2 separate regions of the Homo sapiens genome follow, and region 1 is linked to region 2. Evidence: chromatin loops called from intact Hi-C (ENCODE). Cell type or tissue: dorsolateral prefrontal cortex. All regions are shown on one strand. Links, peaks and the distances in the headings refer to the core of each region. The heading gives the core; the rest is flanking DNA. Region 1 has its middle 48 kb from the start of NPTX2. Region 2 has its middle 43 kb from the start of TMEM130.

Region 1 (8,328 bases), core at 293-8,292, 260 kb before region 2:
CACATCCTGGTAGGCTGCCTTCATAGAAATCGAGTGAATTGATGTTTCTGCTGTCCTCAGAGGGGGAAGATCTACTTTGGGGGAATTAATTTTTCTCCAGTCTTTGTCTCCAATATATACAGCTGTCCTGCTTCACTACAAAGCACACGGAGGACACAATACAGTTCCATGTGACCAGCCCTTCCTCCCCTCTTTTTTGCTCTGTGGGCAGGACTACAGGACACAGGGTCAAGTGGTTTTACATAATGCAATTAACTCACACAATAGTGCTGGTTTGCAGAGGATTGTTCTCAGAAGAGGGTCTGGAGGCACCAACAAACACAGCGGATGTAGGACCCAGGGCACCAGCACTCAGAGTATGTTGCTGCTTGAATGGCAAGCCCTGCTCAGACGTTCAGACAGTTCCCTGTTTTCCCTGTGTCATGTTCTGGCTTTAGACAATGAGACACATACACAGTGCCCAGGAGAAAATCTGATCCAAATCCACTCTGAAAACTTGTGATTTCAGTGAAGATAGTAAGCAGAGACAAGTAATGAAGGCCTTGCCTTTCTCATGGGGAACTCAGGAGGAGGTTCCTTGGGACCCAGGGGTCCTACCTCATGGCCTCTATGTGTCCAAAGAGTCAAGATCTATTTAACTCCAGCCTCAGTCAGACCTCAAAGGCTGTTCCCAAAAGACCATTCGAAATTCAAGGGATGAACTGGGGATCAGTGTGTAGAACAAGTGAAATTATTCCAATGAAAGATTTAGTGATGTCTGGTTTGCTCCTATCAGTCATATTTCATATAGTTTCTCTGATATCGCATCAGAAGAATACTAAATAGGGAGTTTGGTTGTACAACTTTAATAATGCCAGCCAAAGAAAGGGAATACATTTGAGGATCTATGAGACTCTGGCAAGCAGAATATTTTAATATTTGGCAGTATCTTTGTTCAGCAGCGTAATTAACCCCCTGCTATGGACCTGGCATTATGCTAATTGCTATCAGGGCTGCTATAATGTGAATGTGTCCCCCAAAAAGCATGTGTTGGAAACTTTATTTCCAATGCAACAGTGTTGGCAGGTGGGCCTAATGGGAGGTGTTTAGGTCATGGGGTCTCCACCTTCATTAATGAATTAATGCTGATTATGAAAGTTTTGAGGCTGCAAGTTTGATCTCTTGCTCTCCCTAGCCCTCTCTTTGCTCCTCTGCCATGAGATGACACAGCAAGAAGGCCCTTGCCAGATACCAACCCCTTGATCTTGGACTTCCCAGCCCCCTAGAAGTGTGAGTCAATAAATTTCTGCTCATTATAAATTACCCAATCTCAGGTATTCTGTTGTAGCAGCACAAAATGGACTAAGTCGGGATCTAAACATAACAGGTGCCTGATAAAAGCTCATTGGGTGGATGGTTGGATGGATGGATAGATGGAGAGATAGATGAATGGATGGATGGATAGGTAGATGGATAGATGGATGAATGAGTAAATGACAGGGTGAAGAAGGGGATGTGTGTCATGTCCTCAAGTCATCACGGTGACACTTCATGCCTCCTTTGCATGTTGTAATGGACAGAGCATTCTCATTTACTCCTCTTGTGTACATTCTGTGATTGAGTCCATTACAGCATGTGAACATCTGTCTGTCTGTCCTTCCTCTAACACCAGAGTGAGGCCTAAGGATTTGCTAGTTTCCCTATGAATAGCTTTGCTTTTCTGTGTTTCAGTCCAGTTCCTTTGGCAGAAATGACAACACGGTGTCTGGGGAGAGTTTAGCCCCAAATAGACTTTCTGCCTCAGATAATAGCAGAAGCTTTCATTTCACTTAGTTTATTAGATTTAGCCCTAGGTGGAAGGGTGAGCTACTCCCTACTCCTAGAGGATTTGTACCACACTACAGAAAAATCCCAAGATGACACATAGGGAAGGAAGTCCAGGGCAAAGCAGTGCAGAGACTATGGGCACTTTTCATTTGAGGGAATTGTGCAACCAGGGACAGCTGTTTCCAAAAGTCTTTGCTGAGACACGCTACCAACATCAGAGTTGAAATCCAGGTCGACTAATTAACCTTGGTTCCCATGACAACTAGCAGCGTGCACCCATCTGCCCCCAGGCAAGAAAGCATCTCTACAAGTGGCCTTGGGGAGAGACAAGAGGCAAAGCATCAGGGAGGAATATGAGAGCTGCCACTTCTGCTGTCCTGGCCAGGACTACAGAGGTCCTTTAAGAGGGTGGAGTCCAAACTGCATTCCTTCCACATCATCCTGAATATTGGGAAACGGAGGCCATGAAATTCCCAGAGGAATCCGTTAAGGCATGTCTATTCCCATAGGATCCCTGTACATTCTGGGAGATTCGTAGGTCCCAGGCAGCCGTGACCCTGGCAGGGAGATGGAAAAATTTAGTCTCGGGACGAGAAACCGAGGCTGTGGCCAACCCCATCTAATTATCTTTCACTAACTTTGTGATGTTTGGAGAATGTCACACTGGCTTTGAGAATGTCTCAGTTCTTGGGTCCTGTGTTCCAGAAGAACCTATTAATTGATAGAGGGGCGGGGGAGGGTGGTGTCTTAGCTCCTATTTTATTTATTTATTTATTTATTTATTTATTTATTTATTTTTGAGACGGAGTCTCGCTCTGTCACCCAGGCTGGAGTGCAGTGGCACAATCTCGGCTCACTGCAACCTCTGTTTTGTGGGTTCAAGTGATTCTCCTGCCTCAGCCTCCCGAGTAGCTGGGATCACAAGTGCGTGCCACCACGCCCCCGCTAATTTTTGTATTTTTTGGTAGAGACAGGTTTCCCTATGTTGGCCAGGCTGGTCTTGAACTCCCGACCTCAGGTGATCCACCCACCTTGGCCTCCAAAGTGCTGGGATTACAGGTGTGAGCCACCGCACCCGGCCCTTAGCTCCTATTTAAATGTATATATATATTTAGGTTAGTTAATTTCAGAGATGGCAAAACAAAAAGAAAATGTGTGTGCATCGGAGGGAACCTTTGATCCACAGCCACCGGCCTGTGCTTGGAGACATTTCTGGCTCGTCTTCAAAATTCTGTGCTAATTGACATTTGTCTTTTTCTCTGTGAAGCCCGCCATCCCCAGGTCATTAGGACATTGGGTCTGGGCTGTAGTTTCTCTCCCATCAGGGCCAGACACTGCAGCAATTATCATAAAAGACAGTCGGATAAGGAACTTGCTTTGTAGGCTTAACTAAATTATTAGACTCCTCTTGTGACCAGAAAGACTCTCCTTTTATTTGGCACTGAAAAGTTCTCAGGCATGTGTCTGCACAGAACAAAAGGCGCCTAGACATCTTTATTTCTGCCCAACTCCTTTCCCTACCCCAAAACGCTATCTAGAAGTAAAAGATGACACATGCATTACAGAAACAAAATGACTCCCCTGACAATGGGAGCCGCAGTCTGGAAGATACATCTGAAAAGAGTAGTGAGAGGACCTTATTTTTCTGATTCTATGTTGTCTGAGGAAGCTTTTTGTTTGTTTGTTTTGTTTTTGAGACAGGGTCTTGCTCTGTTGCCCAGGCTGGAGTGCAGTAGCATGATCAGGAATCACTGCAGCCTCAAACTCCTGGGCTCAAGCGATCCTCCCACTTCAGCCTCCTGAGTAGCTAGGATTACAGGTAATGTGTCACCACACTTGGCTAATTTTTGTTTCTTTAGAGATGGGGTCTCTCTATGTTGCCCAGGCTGGTCTTGAACCCCTGGCTTCAAGCAATCCTCCTGCCTTGGCCTCCCAAAGTGCTGGGATTACAGGTGTGGGCCACTACTTCTTGTCCTGGGGAAGCAATTTTTAAGAAATGTCCCATCTTGATGCAGTGTAAGGTTTTGAAATATTTGCCCCCAATTACCGCAGTGGTGGGCAGGATGTGGAATAATTTGGAAATAAGGAAAAACTTCAGGAAAGGTGGAGGGGAAGTACTCGTGGCATAAAGTTAGGGGCACAAGTCCCAGGCAGCAAAGCTAATGGGGCTTAATTAGTGGCCAGAGCTGGATCCAGAGCCGTGTCCCTGGCAGGCAGCCAGAACACAGCCTCACTTAAGGCCCGGGAATCCCTCCCTGCCTCATGAAGCTGAGTCTCTGGTCTCTGATCATGGCTTACTCCTCCCAGATGACGGCAGCATTGACGGTGAGTGTGTGTGCCCCTCAGCTCACAGCCAGGACGAGCCTATTAAAAATGCCCCTGCAGACCCCAGGGGCCACCCATTAACCTCAGAAACAAGGAGAAATAGGGGCTGGGTGCGGTGACTCACGCCTGTAATCCCTGCACTTTGGGAGGCTGAGGTGGGCAGATCATGAGGTCAGGAGGTCGAGACCAGCCTGGCCAACATGGTGAAATGCTGTCTCTACTAAAAATACAAAAATTAGCCGGGAGTGGTGGTGGGCACCTGTAATCCCAGCTACTTGGGAGGCTGAGGCAGGAGAATTGCTTGAAACCGGAAGGTGGAGGTCACAGTGAACCGAGATCACGCCATTGCATTCCAGCCTGGGCGAAAGAGCGAAACCCGGTCTCCAAAAAAAAGAAAAAAAAGAAAAAAGAAAAGAAAGAAAGAGAAAAAAAAAAAGAAACAAGGAGAAAGAAAATCCGTGGCAGCAGGATGGATCTCTGTCTTCCTGTTAGTGTTTTGGAGACGAGGAGGGTAGCTTTTTGTGTGTGTGTGTGTATTGAATGTCTGGCAGAAACTGAGTAATAGCTGAACAGAACAGTCAGGGATTCAAGTGCTCACTTCTGAATGGTTCTCAGGCAACAGGCACAGTGCCTGCTCCCAGAAACGGCTCTCTCTGCAAAGACGAACAGAACACAATGGCCTCCTTGTGTGACATGCTAAATTCGAGCCCCATACGGAGCCGGGAGCAGAAGTCGCAGAAGCACATCGGGTGGGACAGAGGGGCTCCTCTAGGAATTATCTGGTCGGGGCATGAGCAGGTGGCTGGACTTCTGGCCCCTTTATGGCCAGAAGACCAATTCTTGGCTGGTCTCTAAGCAAACAAAGGGAGCAGCACCTTGTCAGCGGATGTGATTTTTGTGACATCTGTTCCGCAGCCCCCATCAATTCACACCCAGCGTCTGCGTGACTCATGTCCTTGAATTAGCCATTGTTGGGCCCGAGGGAGGCGAACGGGAAAACCGAACGGAAGAAAGGTTTGGGGAAGGGAACGTTCTGTTCTGTCCTCCAACGATAAGCGCCTGTTTGGCAGCGTCATGGCAGGGACAATGCAGAGATGGCCTTGAAAATTCTCAGGCTGTCGGTCAGGCTGAGGGGCAAAGAAAAGTCACAGGCAGCTGACAGTGGGAAGAGCAGAGCAAGGATTCATTCATTCATTCATTCATTCATTCATTCGTCAGTGGTTTATCAGCTTCTCTCTGTGACAAGCACCCTCCTAGGCACAGTAGGTGCCCTGGTGATCAAGACAACCACCCCTCTCTTGGAGCTGAAGCTTCATGGGGAGAGAGACGTTGAAAATTGGTGCTGAAATCACCAGCCTTTGTGCAAAGCCAATATTCAACCCCACATAGGTGTTTGAGAGAGTCAGAAAAATTCCATCATAGGGGCCGCATGGCCTGTCTCACATGTGTAATCCTAGTGCTTTGGGAGGCCAAAGGGGGAGAGTTACTTGAGGCCAGGAGTTTGAGACCAGGCTGGACAACAGAGCAAGACCCTGTCTCTACATAAATTTTTTTAAAAAATTAGCCAGGCGTGATGGTGTGTGCCTGTAGTCCCCGTGGCTCAGGAGGCTGAGGAAGGAGGATCGCTTGAGCCCAGGAGGTGGAGGCTGCAGTGAGCTATGATTGCACCACTGCACTCCAGCCTGGGCAATAGAGCTAGACCCTGTCTCTAAAATAATACAAATAAACTAAAAATAAATTTCAAGATGAATAATATATGGTTCCTGCCCTGGAGGAGTAACACTCCCATGAAGCAGCTACCTGGGGGTCTCAGCAAGGCATCCTGAAAGAACAGGGCAGTAAGGAAAGGGACTCCCCTTGCAGAGTTGAATTATGGACTTGAGATGCCCTGCATCAGAGCGGAGTAGGCAAAGTCACTTTAAAGAGAGAGTCCTCAGTCAGCAGGACTATAATTGGATTTAATGTATAACTTATATAAAGAAAGATTGTGTTGAGAGGAAAGAAAGTCATTGGACAGGACCCCTCCCCCACCTCTCCCAGCTCTGTCTGGGGAGAGTTGGCACCCTGGTCCAACCCCAACAGCAGGCACATTTGCATGGCGCAGAGACACTTCCAGGCTAGCTGCGGTGGGCAGGTTGCATTATTTGCATACAATTCTTCCTTCCTTCCCTGCCCTCGTCATGGTTTCCCTTGGTATGGGCTTGCTTTAGCCAATGGAAGGTTAGCGGATGTAACCTAAGCAGGGGCTTGACATCTGCAGGTTTAAACATATGAGCTTCATTGGCCTTATGGTGGGCTCGCAAGGAGGGGTTGATACTCCAAGAACCAAGGCCTCTGCCTGGCTCTGCTTGGCTTCTGGATGTTCAAGCTGCATCCAGAGAAACAAATCCACTCATTCATGGCCTGAAAAAAAACATTTTCTGGCTAACTCTTCTGTTTGGGCCCTGGAGGGACCGTGATGAACAAGACAGACCATTCCCCGAGGTGGATCTGCACCCGCAATGAAGGAAGAACTCTGGGGCTGTGAGTTGGGCAAGGGAGCGTATTCGTCTGCCCAGGGCTGTGGCTGAAAAGAGGCTGAATCTCTTTGAGTCATACGGCTTAAACTTTCTGCAAATGGGTACTCTCTGCATGACAAGGTCAGGAGGGAAGGGACATGTGCGGCCACCCAGGCCTGTCCGATGGAAGTCCTGGCCTGTACCCCACTCCACTTCCAACAGCACCTCCATCCCACTCTGCCCTTTCAAAGCCTTGAAGCCCATTTTAACGAAGTTCCTTGTACATCAACGTGTCACAATGCTATGTACCTGGGGACAGATGCGGATGTGGCTTGCCCTGTTTGTAAGGCCACCAAGAGGGCTACTCCATTCAGACAGCCCGGCAAAAAGACAGTGCCCTTCCCACTGGTGACCCAAGAGGCATGATTTGGTAGGATAAGCACTTTACAAATTTTTGCAAGATGACAACCCACAGTGAACTCATTGCTCCTGCTGGGATAGGAACAAAAATGTGTTCAATAAATAAAAGCTGATTTTCCCAAACACTGTCTTGAAGACAGTGGTTTAATCGGTGGCAGCTGCTCCACACCTCCAGGCTGAACTGTCCCGTTTCGAGTCATTTCCTGTCCAGAATGCCACAGTGTCTGTGCTCGAAGGACTTGGGGTCACTATACCAACGGCTCACAGCTTCTCAATTGTGTGAAACCCAAAACAAAACAAAACAATAGAGCTTGTTTTGTCTGTTTTCCTAATGGAGATATAATCTACCTAAAGTCAGATTCACCCATTTTAATGCATTGCTCTACGAGTTCTAACAAGGATGTAGAGTCGTGTAACCATTTGAGCAACTCAAAATATTCCCACAAGCCCCTGAAATAGTCAACCTCCCTACCCATCTCCTGCCTCTGACATCCCTGATCTATTTTCTGTCCCCCCTCTTTTTTTTTTTTTTTTTTTTTTTTGAGATGGAGTCTTGCTCTGTCACCCAGGTTGGAGTACAGTGGTGCGATCTCGGCTCACTGCAATCTCTGCCTCCCGGGTTCAAGCGATTCTTCTTTCTGCCTCAGCCTCCCAAGTAGCTGGGATTATAGGCGCCCGCCACCACACCCAGCTAATTTTTGTATTTTTAGTAGAGATGGAGTTTCACCATGTTGGCCAGGCTGGTCTCCAACTCCTGACTTCAGGCGATCCACCCTCTTCGGCCTCCCAAAGTGCTGGGATTACAGGCATGAGTCACTGTGCCCGGCTGTTTTCTGTCCTTTCCCAGAATATCATATAAGTGGAATCATATAATGTGTGGCCTTTCCACGTTGACTTCTTTTGGTTAAATTAACTGTTACCATGCCTGTGAACGGTCCATTTCTTTTTATTGTCTGGTCGTATTCCACGGTATACATATACCACACTATGTTAATCCCTTCCCCAGTTGAAGGACACTTGGATGGTTTCTGGTATCTTTTGGTGATTATGAATAAAGCAGTCATAAATATTCATGTTCAAGTTTTATGTGAACATAAGTTTTCATTTCTCTCAGGTAAATACCTAGGAGTGGGATTTGCAGGTCATGTGGTAAAGATGGATTTAATGTTATAAGAAATTGCCAAGGCCGGGCATGGGGGCTCACATCTGTAATCCCAGCACTTCAGGAGGTGAAGGTGGGCAGATCACTTGAGGTCAGGAGTTCAAGACTAGCCTGAAC
Region 2 (8,328 bases), core at 27-8,026:
AAAATCCATGCCTGCCAGCACATTTCTCAAAGTAGAAAAAGGAAAAACCACCTTCGGGGAGGAGCTCAGAGCTGACTTCTCACTGCCAGCAGATGACACAGCCCTGGACTTGTCTCCTAAAAGGCACAATGACACCTGGCCCCACTGCCTTCTCCTTGACGGGGCCCTGACTGTGGCATGGCACCTCTCAGCCCTCAGCCTGCTCAGTCATTCTGCACAAAGTTTACTTCTCCCAGTAAAGCCAGAATTCCTCTCACTTCAGAAATAAAATGTATACATCTGCTGGTGGCCTCACATCCCTTCTCTGCGTTCTCAGCATGAGGCTCAGGCTTTTTATAATTCATCAAAAAGGCCACACGTAATGAGCTCAGTTCTTACTCTGCAACTGGGACGTCAGCTCACCTTTTAAGAACCCCGCACCCAGCCAAGGCCCCTTAGATCTTGTCCTAAAGCTGGGGATGAGTCACCTGTGAATCAGGCAGCAGGCTGAGCCAGCACTGCTCTCCAGGGGCCGCCTTCCCTTCCAAAGGACTAGCCTGTGTAAGGGGCCAGGCTGGGGGCTTCCCTACCTTCCTTCATTCGTTCATTGAACAAGAGTTTATTGGCCGGGTGTGGTGTCTCATGCCTGTAATCCCAGCACTTTGGGAGGCCGAGGCGGGCAGATCACCTGAGGTCAGGAGTTCAAGACCAGCCTGGCCAACATCACAAAAATATGTCTCTACTAAAAATACAAAAATAAGCCAGGTGTGGTGGTGGGCGGCTGTAATCCCAGCTAGTCAAGAGGCTGAGGCACAAGAATCGCTTGAACCCGGGAGGCAGAGATTGCAGTGAACCGAGATTGCACCACTGCACTCCTGCCTGTGCGACGGAATGAGGCTCCGTTAAAAAAAAAAAGAGTGCATTGAGTGCCTGCTGTATGGCAGGCCCTGGACTGGAACCTTTCCTAGATGCTCTTTTGCATAATCCCCCTCCTGACAATACTAGAAGGAAGGTGCTCACATGCCCATTTTGCAGATGTGGACACTGAGGTGCTGAGAGGTTTTAGTATCTTGTTTGAGGTCCCTTGACTTGTGTGTAGTAAAGAATTAACCTTATCCTAGGCCAGGTGCAGTGGCTTACGCCTGGAATCCCAGCATTTTGGGAGGCCAAGGTGGGAGGATTACTTGAGGCCAGGAGTTTGAGACCAGCCTAGGCAACATAGCAAGATATCATCACTACAAAAAAAATTTAAAAATCAGTCAGACATGGTGGTGGACCTGTAGTCCCAGCTACCCAGGAGGCTGAGGCAGGAGGATTGCTTGAGCCCAGGAGTTGGAGGCTGCAGTGAGCTCTGATCACACCACTGTACTCCAGCCTGGGTGACAGAGTGAGACTCCATCTCAAAAAATAAACAATTAATTTAAAAATAAAAATAAAAGATGGCCAGGCACGGTGGCTCACGCCTGTAATCCCAGCACTTTGGGAGGCCGAGGCAGGTGGATCACTTGAGGCCAGGAGTTCGAGACCAACCTGGTCAACAGGGTGAAACCCTGTCTGTACTAAAAATACAAAGATTAGCCGGGCGTGGTCACGGGTGCCTGTAATCCCAGCTACTCAGGAGACTGAGGTGGGAGGATTGCTTAAGCCTGGGAGGTGGAGGCTGCAGTGAGCCAAGATTGCACCACTGCACTCCAACCTGGGTGACAGAGCGAGACTCTGTGTCAAAAATTAATTAATTAATTAAAATAAAAAATAAAAATAAAAAAAGAATTAACTTTATCCAAAGAGTGGTATGGCTTTTACCACCAGCTCCCGGGAGGTGAGCTCTAAGCCCTTAGAACATCCTGTCTGGTAAGAATGTCTTCGTTTACCTGGGGGCCTGGGGCTATGCAATCTAACAACGTACATGACTTATGGTGGAGGCTTTGGGCTACACAGCATCAGCTTGACCTCCAGAGGGGATGGGGATTGTCAGCCACATCAGGCATCAGCCATGTCTATATGACCAAGCCCCAGTAAAAACTGGACACCAAGGCTCAGGTGAGCTGCCCTGGTTAGCAATACTCCATGCACGTCGTCACGCATCATTGTTGGGAATGCTAGCCATGACTCCAAAGGACGGGACAACTGGAAACTCCATGTGCTGAATCCTCCTGGACTCTGCCCCCTGCATCCTTTCCCTGCGCTGATTTTTTTTTTTTTTTTTTTTGAGACAGAGTCTCACTCTGTCGCCCAGGCTGGAGAGCAATGGCGTGATCTCGGCTCACTGCAAGCTCCACCTCCCGGGTTCATGCCTTTCTCCTGCCTCAGCCTCCCGAGTAGCTGGGACTACAGGTGCCCGCCACCATGCCCGGCTAATTTTGTTTTTTTGTATTTTTAGTAGAGACGGGGTTTCACCATGTTAGCCTGGATGGTCTCGATCTCCTGACCTGGTGATCCACCCGCCTCGGCCTCCCAGAATGCTGGGATCACAGGCGTGAGCCACCGTGCCTGGCCTATTTTTAAATTTATTTTATTTTATTTTATTTTTTGAGATGGAGACTCGCTTTGATGTCCAGGCTGGAGTGCAATCTTGGTGTAATCTCGGCTCACTGCAACCTCCGCCTCCCAGGTTCCAGAGATTCTCCTGCCTCAGCCTCCCGAGTAGCTGGGACTACAAGCATGTGCCACCACCATGCCTGGCTGTCTCTTCTAGCTTCTAGTGACTGCTGGCAAATCCTTGTGTTCTTTGGCTTGTTGACCCATTGCTCCAATCCCTGTCTGTCTTGTCATATGGCTTTGTTCTCTGTGCATGTCAGTGTTCTAAGCTCTTCTTCTAAGGACACCTGTCATTGGTCTTAGAGTCTTCCCTAAATCCAAGATAATTTCACCTTGAGATTCTTAACTAATTATACCTGCACAGACCGTTGTATAGTTTGGATGTTTGTCACCTCCAAATCTCATGTTGAAACATGATTCCCCATGTTGAAGGTGGGGCCTGGTGGGAGGTGTTTGGGTCGTGGGAGTGGGTTCCTCATGAATGGCTTGGTGCCCACCCTATGGTCATGAGTGAATTCTTGCTCTATTAATTACTGTGAGATCTGATTGGTAAAAAGAGCCTGGCACCTCCTCCTCACTCTCTTGTTCCCTCTCTCGCCATGTGACCTGGCTGCTCCCACTTTGCCTTCTGCCATGATTGGAGGCTTCCTGAGGTTCTTACAAGAAGCAGACACCAGTGCTGTGCTTGCACAACCCACAGAGCCGTGAGCCAAATAAACCTCTTTTCTTCATAAATGACCCAACCTCAAGTATTCCCATATAGCAAAACAAAATGGACTAATACAGGCCAGGCGTGGTGGCTCATGCCTGTAATCCCAGCACTTTGGGAGGCCGAGGTGGGTGGATCACGAGGTCAGGAGTTCAAGACCAGCCTGGCCAAGATGGTGAACTCCTGTCTCTACTAAAAATACAAAAAACTAGCCGGGTGTGGTGGGGGTGCCTGTAGTCCCAGCTACTTGGGAGGCTGAGGCAGGGAATCCCTTGAACCCAGGAGGCAGGGCTTGCAGTGAGCCGAGTTGGCGCCATCGCACTCCAGCCTGGGTGACAGAGCAAGATTCCATCTCAAAAAAAAAAAAAAAAAAAAAAAAAAAAGTAGGGGGAAGAATGGATTAATACAACCCTGTTTCCAAATAGTTACATTCTGAGATCTGGGTGGACATAAACTTTTGAGAAGGACATTATTTAATTCACTATATAGGTGATTCCCCAAATAAAATCTCTCTTGACTTCTGATTCCAAAGGACCTGAACTAACACAACCCAGTGGGCCAGGTTCCATCCTAGGCACTGGAGCTACAAAGGTGGAGCACCCAGTCATGGCCCCTGCCCCCACAGGACAGAAGACATGGGAGTCAGGCAGGTGCTAAGGGCCAGATCTGGGAGGGAGGGAAGGAGAGAGGGAGGGAGGGAGGTGTGCTCCCCTCCACACAGCTTCCCTGCCTCCCCGCGAGGGGCTCTGGTCCCACCGCTCTTTGGAGCCAGGCCCTGGCTTCAGGGTGTACGTGCTCAGGAGGCTGCCGTGTTGATGAAAATACCACGGAGACGTCTGCAGGGTTCTTCCTCTTGCTGCTTCTCCTGTGCCCGAAATAAATGAAAAAGAGATGTTCCTGGCAGGGTCTGCGGAGAAGCTTCGTGGCAGGAATGAAAATTGGCCGCAGCATCCAAGAAATCCTCGAACGGCAAAGGGATTTCTAGGACAACACACCTCTAGGAACAGAGGATGTCGGTGGTGAGAGCTGGAGGCGGAGGCAGGCCTGCCGCCCCAGGTGTCTGCGTGTCTGCGGTCGCACCGTGGTGTGCACACCTACACAGGTGTGCGTACCTGCTGGCCGTGTGCAAGCACGGGGGCGAGTTTGGGGAACCCAGCTGAAATCACAGCACAGACTTTCTCCCACCATTGGCCCATCTGCCAGCCTCTTCCTCACCCTCAAGCCTGCCGGCCATCTGGGGTCACCTTGTCCTGCCACATTTCAACAACACTGGGCTTGGTGCCCGTCGGCTCTCCGGGGATTCTCAGCAGGCTGACACGGCTCCAGGCCCATCTGGCACTCAGTTCTGGCTCTCGCTGAATTCTCCATCTGCCCTGCTACAGGGAGTGCCCTGTGCCAGCCGTCCTTCTCGGCCAGACGTCACATCCACAGAGCTTCAGGGACTCAACGCTGCCTGTAGGCGGCTTTTTCCGGGCTCCAGCACAGCCCTGGACACCTTTAAACTGAAACAAGGCCACCTGGCCCTGGACGTCCCTCAGCCAATCCTGCCTCTGAGAGCTGTCCCTGACCCCTTCTCCTACCCCCTCAGGACCTGGTCTTAACACTCCACTTTTCATCAGAATGGCCCATCAGGGGGTTGCTAACCCCCTCCCCCACTCCCCACCCCCATCTCTAACGTAATCTTCCCCATCAGCAAGGACTATGCCCCCTTCCAGCCCTGCTCCAGGTGGCCCTCAACTTCCTCCCCTAAGACACTGGATCCCTCCATCCTCCCAGAAACAACCCAGAGGGCCTGGCATAATGGCTCATGCCTATAATCCCAGTGCTTTGGGAGGCCAAGGCAGAAGGATCATTTGAGGCCAAGAGTTCAAGACCAGCCTGGGCAACATAGTGAGACCCTCCCCCACCCATCTCTACAAAAAAGAAAAATAAATGTACCCAGACATCGTTGCATGCACCTGTAGTCCTAGCTACTTGGGAGGCTAAGGCAGGAGGATCCCTTGAGGCTGGGAGGTCAAGGCTGCAGTGAGGTACTGTCTCTAAAAAAATAAAAACGCACAACCTGGAGAGACCTGCTGGCATTTGCCTGTGTGCAAGCCCTGATCTTGAGCCGCAGTGGTGGAAATCCAGGAATCGATGAGCTGGGCATGCTGATCTGAAACTTCTGGTTTTACGGAGGGGAAACTGAGGTCAGAAAGACAATCAGCTTGCCTAAGCCATGTGGTGATCCTGGGGAACAGGAGCTCAGGTCTCCTGAGGTCTTCATTCCAGCCCATGAGTACAGTCCCTCTCAGGCACAAAGCACAGGGGCCCTTAACACCCCAGAATGCTCCGCAGACAGCTCTCTGTTACAGCTGGCGTTACAGACAGGGCCTGTTACCTCCCCTGCCTCCCTCTCCTCCTCTCCAGGTGTACCAGACCTTCGTGAGCAGACCTTAGCACCTTTTTTCTTTTAGAGACAGGGTCTTACTCTGTAGCCCAGGCTGCAGTGCACTGGTGCGATCATAGCTCACTACAGCCTGGAACTCCTGGACTCAAGTGATCCTCCCGCCTCAGCCTCCTTAGTAGGTGGGACTACAGGTGCATGCCACTATGCCCGGCTTTTTTTTTTTTTTTTTTAGACGGAGTCTCACTCTGTTGCCAGGCTGGAGTGCAGTGGCACGACGCTTTCGGCAACCTCTGCCTCCTGCGTTCAAGCGGTTCTCCTGCCTCAGCCTCCTGAGTAGCTGGGACTACAGGCATGCGCCACCATGCCCAGCTAATTTTTGTATTTTTAGTAGAGACCGGGTTTCACCATGTTGGCCAGGATGGTCTCTATCTCTTGACCTCGTGATCCACCCACCTCGGCCTCCCAAAGTGCTGGGACTACAGGTGTGAGCCACCGAGCCCGTCCTCGGCTTATTTTTAAACTTTTTGTAGACATGGGGTCTGACTATGTTGCCCAGTCTGGTCTCAAATTCCTTGCTTGAAGCGATCCTCCTATCTCAGCCTCCGAAAGTGCTGGGATGACAGGCATAAGCCACCATGCATGGCCAGACCCTAGCACCTTTCTGTCTGTCCTCTTCACTCCAGCCCTCTAAGTACCTGATATCCCCATCTTCTCCCCACTGAGGGAGGACATCTTTGCTAAAACTGGTACAGACCATTACAGGCTGAATGTTTGTGTCCAGACATTCAGTAAGTTGAATTCATATGTTGAAGCCTGACCCCTAGTGTGGCTGTATTCGGAGATGAGATCTATAAGGAGGTAATTCAGGTAAATGAGGTCATGAGTGTGGGGTCCTGATCTGATAGGATTGGTGTCCTTATAAAAGGAAGAGGATGCCAGTGCGCCTCTGCACACAGGCACCAAGGAAAGTCGTGTGAGGACATAGCGAGAAGCGGCCCTTGAGCTTGGGAAGTTGAGGCTGCAGTAAGCTATGATTGTGCCTCTGCACTCCAGCCTGGGTGACAGAGCAAGACCCTGTCTCCTAAAAGAAGGGAGAAAGGGGAGGGGAGGAGAGGGAAGGGGAGGGGAGGTGGAAGTGGGGAAGGGAAAGAAAAATCAACCCTAGAAGGGCTGGGCTCAGTGGCTCATGCCTGTAATCCCAGCTCTTTTTCGGGGGCCAAGGTGGATGGATCACTTGAGGTCAGGAGTTCAAGACCAGCCTGGCCAACACGGCAAAACCCCATTTCTACTAAAAATACAAAAAGGCTGGCGTGGTGGCACGTGCCTGTAATCCCAGCTACTCGGGAGGCTAAGGCAGGAGAATCACTTGAACCCAGGAGGCAGAGGTTGCAGTGAGCCAAGATGGTGCCACTGAACTCCAGCCTGGGCAACAAGAGCAAGACTCTGTCTCAAAAAAAAAAAAAAAAGAAATCAGTCTTAGCAGAACCTTGATCTTGGATGTCCAGCCTCCAGAACTGTGAGAAGATAAGTGTCTGCCTTTTTTTTTTTTTTTTTTTGATATGGAGTCTATTTCTATCACCCAGGCTGGAGTGCAGTGGTGCAATCGCAGCTCACTGCAACCTCCGCCTCCCAGGTTCAAGCAATTCTCCTGCCTCAGCCTCCCGCGTAGCTGGGATTGCAGGCGCCCACCACCACACCCAGCTGATTTTTGTGTTTTTAGTAGAGATGAGCTTTCACTGTGTTGGCCAGGCTGGTCTCAAACTTCTGAACTTGTGATCCACCCGCCTTGGCCTCCCAAAATGCCGGGGATTACAAGCGTGAGCCACCACACCCGGCCAAGTGTTTGCTTTTTAAGCTGCCCAGTCTATGGTATTTTGTTACGGCAGTTCCTGCACACTAAGACAAGGATTGAAACATTTACAGATTCAATGATATCAAGTCTGGGAGATGCTGCAAAACTCACAGGTGGGGAAGTGTGCAGGGTTAGCAAGAAACAGGATTGACCACAAGCTGAAAATTGGCAGGGCAAGTTGGCTCACCCCTGTAATCCCAACACTTTGGGAGGCTGAGTCGGGCGGATCACTTGCGGTCAGGAGTGTGAGACTAGCCTAGCCAACATGGTGAAACCCCATCTCTACTAAAAATACAAAAATCAGCCGAGCATGGTGGTGCACACCTGTAATCCCAGCTACTTGGGAGGGTGAGGCAGGAGAATCGCTTGAACCCGGGAGGCGGAGGTTGCAGTGAGCCGAGATCGCGCCATTGCACTCCAGCCTGGGTGACAGAGCAAGACTCCATCTCAAAAAACAAACAAAAAACAAAAACATGCTGAAAATTGCTGGTGAGTGATAAGGTCACATGGGAGGAGGCCTCTATTTTCCCTCCACGTTTGTGTGTTTGAAATGTTCTCTACTAGAAGGTTTGTAAAAATAGTATAGTGGAATGGGTCATGAAATAGCTTTGGTGGGGTCAGAACCAGCATCTTCTTAAATGAGATAGAATAAAATAGAACCATCTAAGTCCGGTGTGGTGACTCATGCCTGTAATCCCAGAACTTTGGAAGGCCAAGGCAGGAGGATCGTTTGAGGCCAGAAGTTCGAGACCTGCCTGGGCAACATAGCAAGACCCCCCCCACCCACCCCCCACATCTCTATAGACAATTTTAAAGATTAGTCGATCATGGTGGCGTGCACCTGTAGTCCCAGCTACTCAG

Evidence for each region. A loop is a pair of places that touch in the nucleus more often than their neighbours do. Peaks named below come from ENCODE experiments on the same cell type or tissue, not always from the same donor. Only the 100,000 strongest peaks of a DNase experiment are listed, where the experiment ranks them.
Region 1: a loop joins it to region 2, with 3.0 times the contacts of the local background. A loop is called at or near these places in 2 of 110 quality-filtered maps.

The regions. Positions count from the first base shown.
Region 1 is chr7:98,565,034-98,573,361 of GRCh38, forward strand. No RefSeq gene overlaps it. Among named protein-coding and RNA genes, the nearest start is that of NPTX2, 48 kb to the right of the region's middle. In dorsolateral prefrontal cortex, for the core only: no CTCF peak of the experiment used is centred there; DNase peaks (open chromatin) are centred at 4,036, 4,778 and 5,108; H3K4me3 peaks cover 932 bases; H3K27ac peaks cover 3,549 bases.
Region 2 is chr7:98,822,369-98,830,696 of GRCh38, forward strand. No RefSeq gene overlaps it. Among named protein-coding and RNA genes, the nearest start is that of TMEM130, 43 kb to the right of the region's middle. RefSeq lists an enhancer at 3,774-4,349. In dorsolateral prefrontal cortex, for the core only: a CTCF peak has its summit at 4,564; DNase peaks (open chromatin) are centred at 4,232 and 4,573.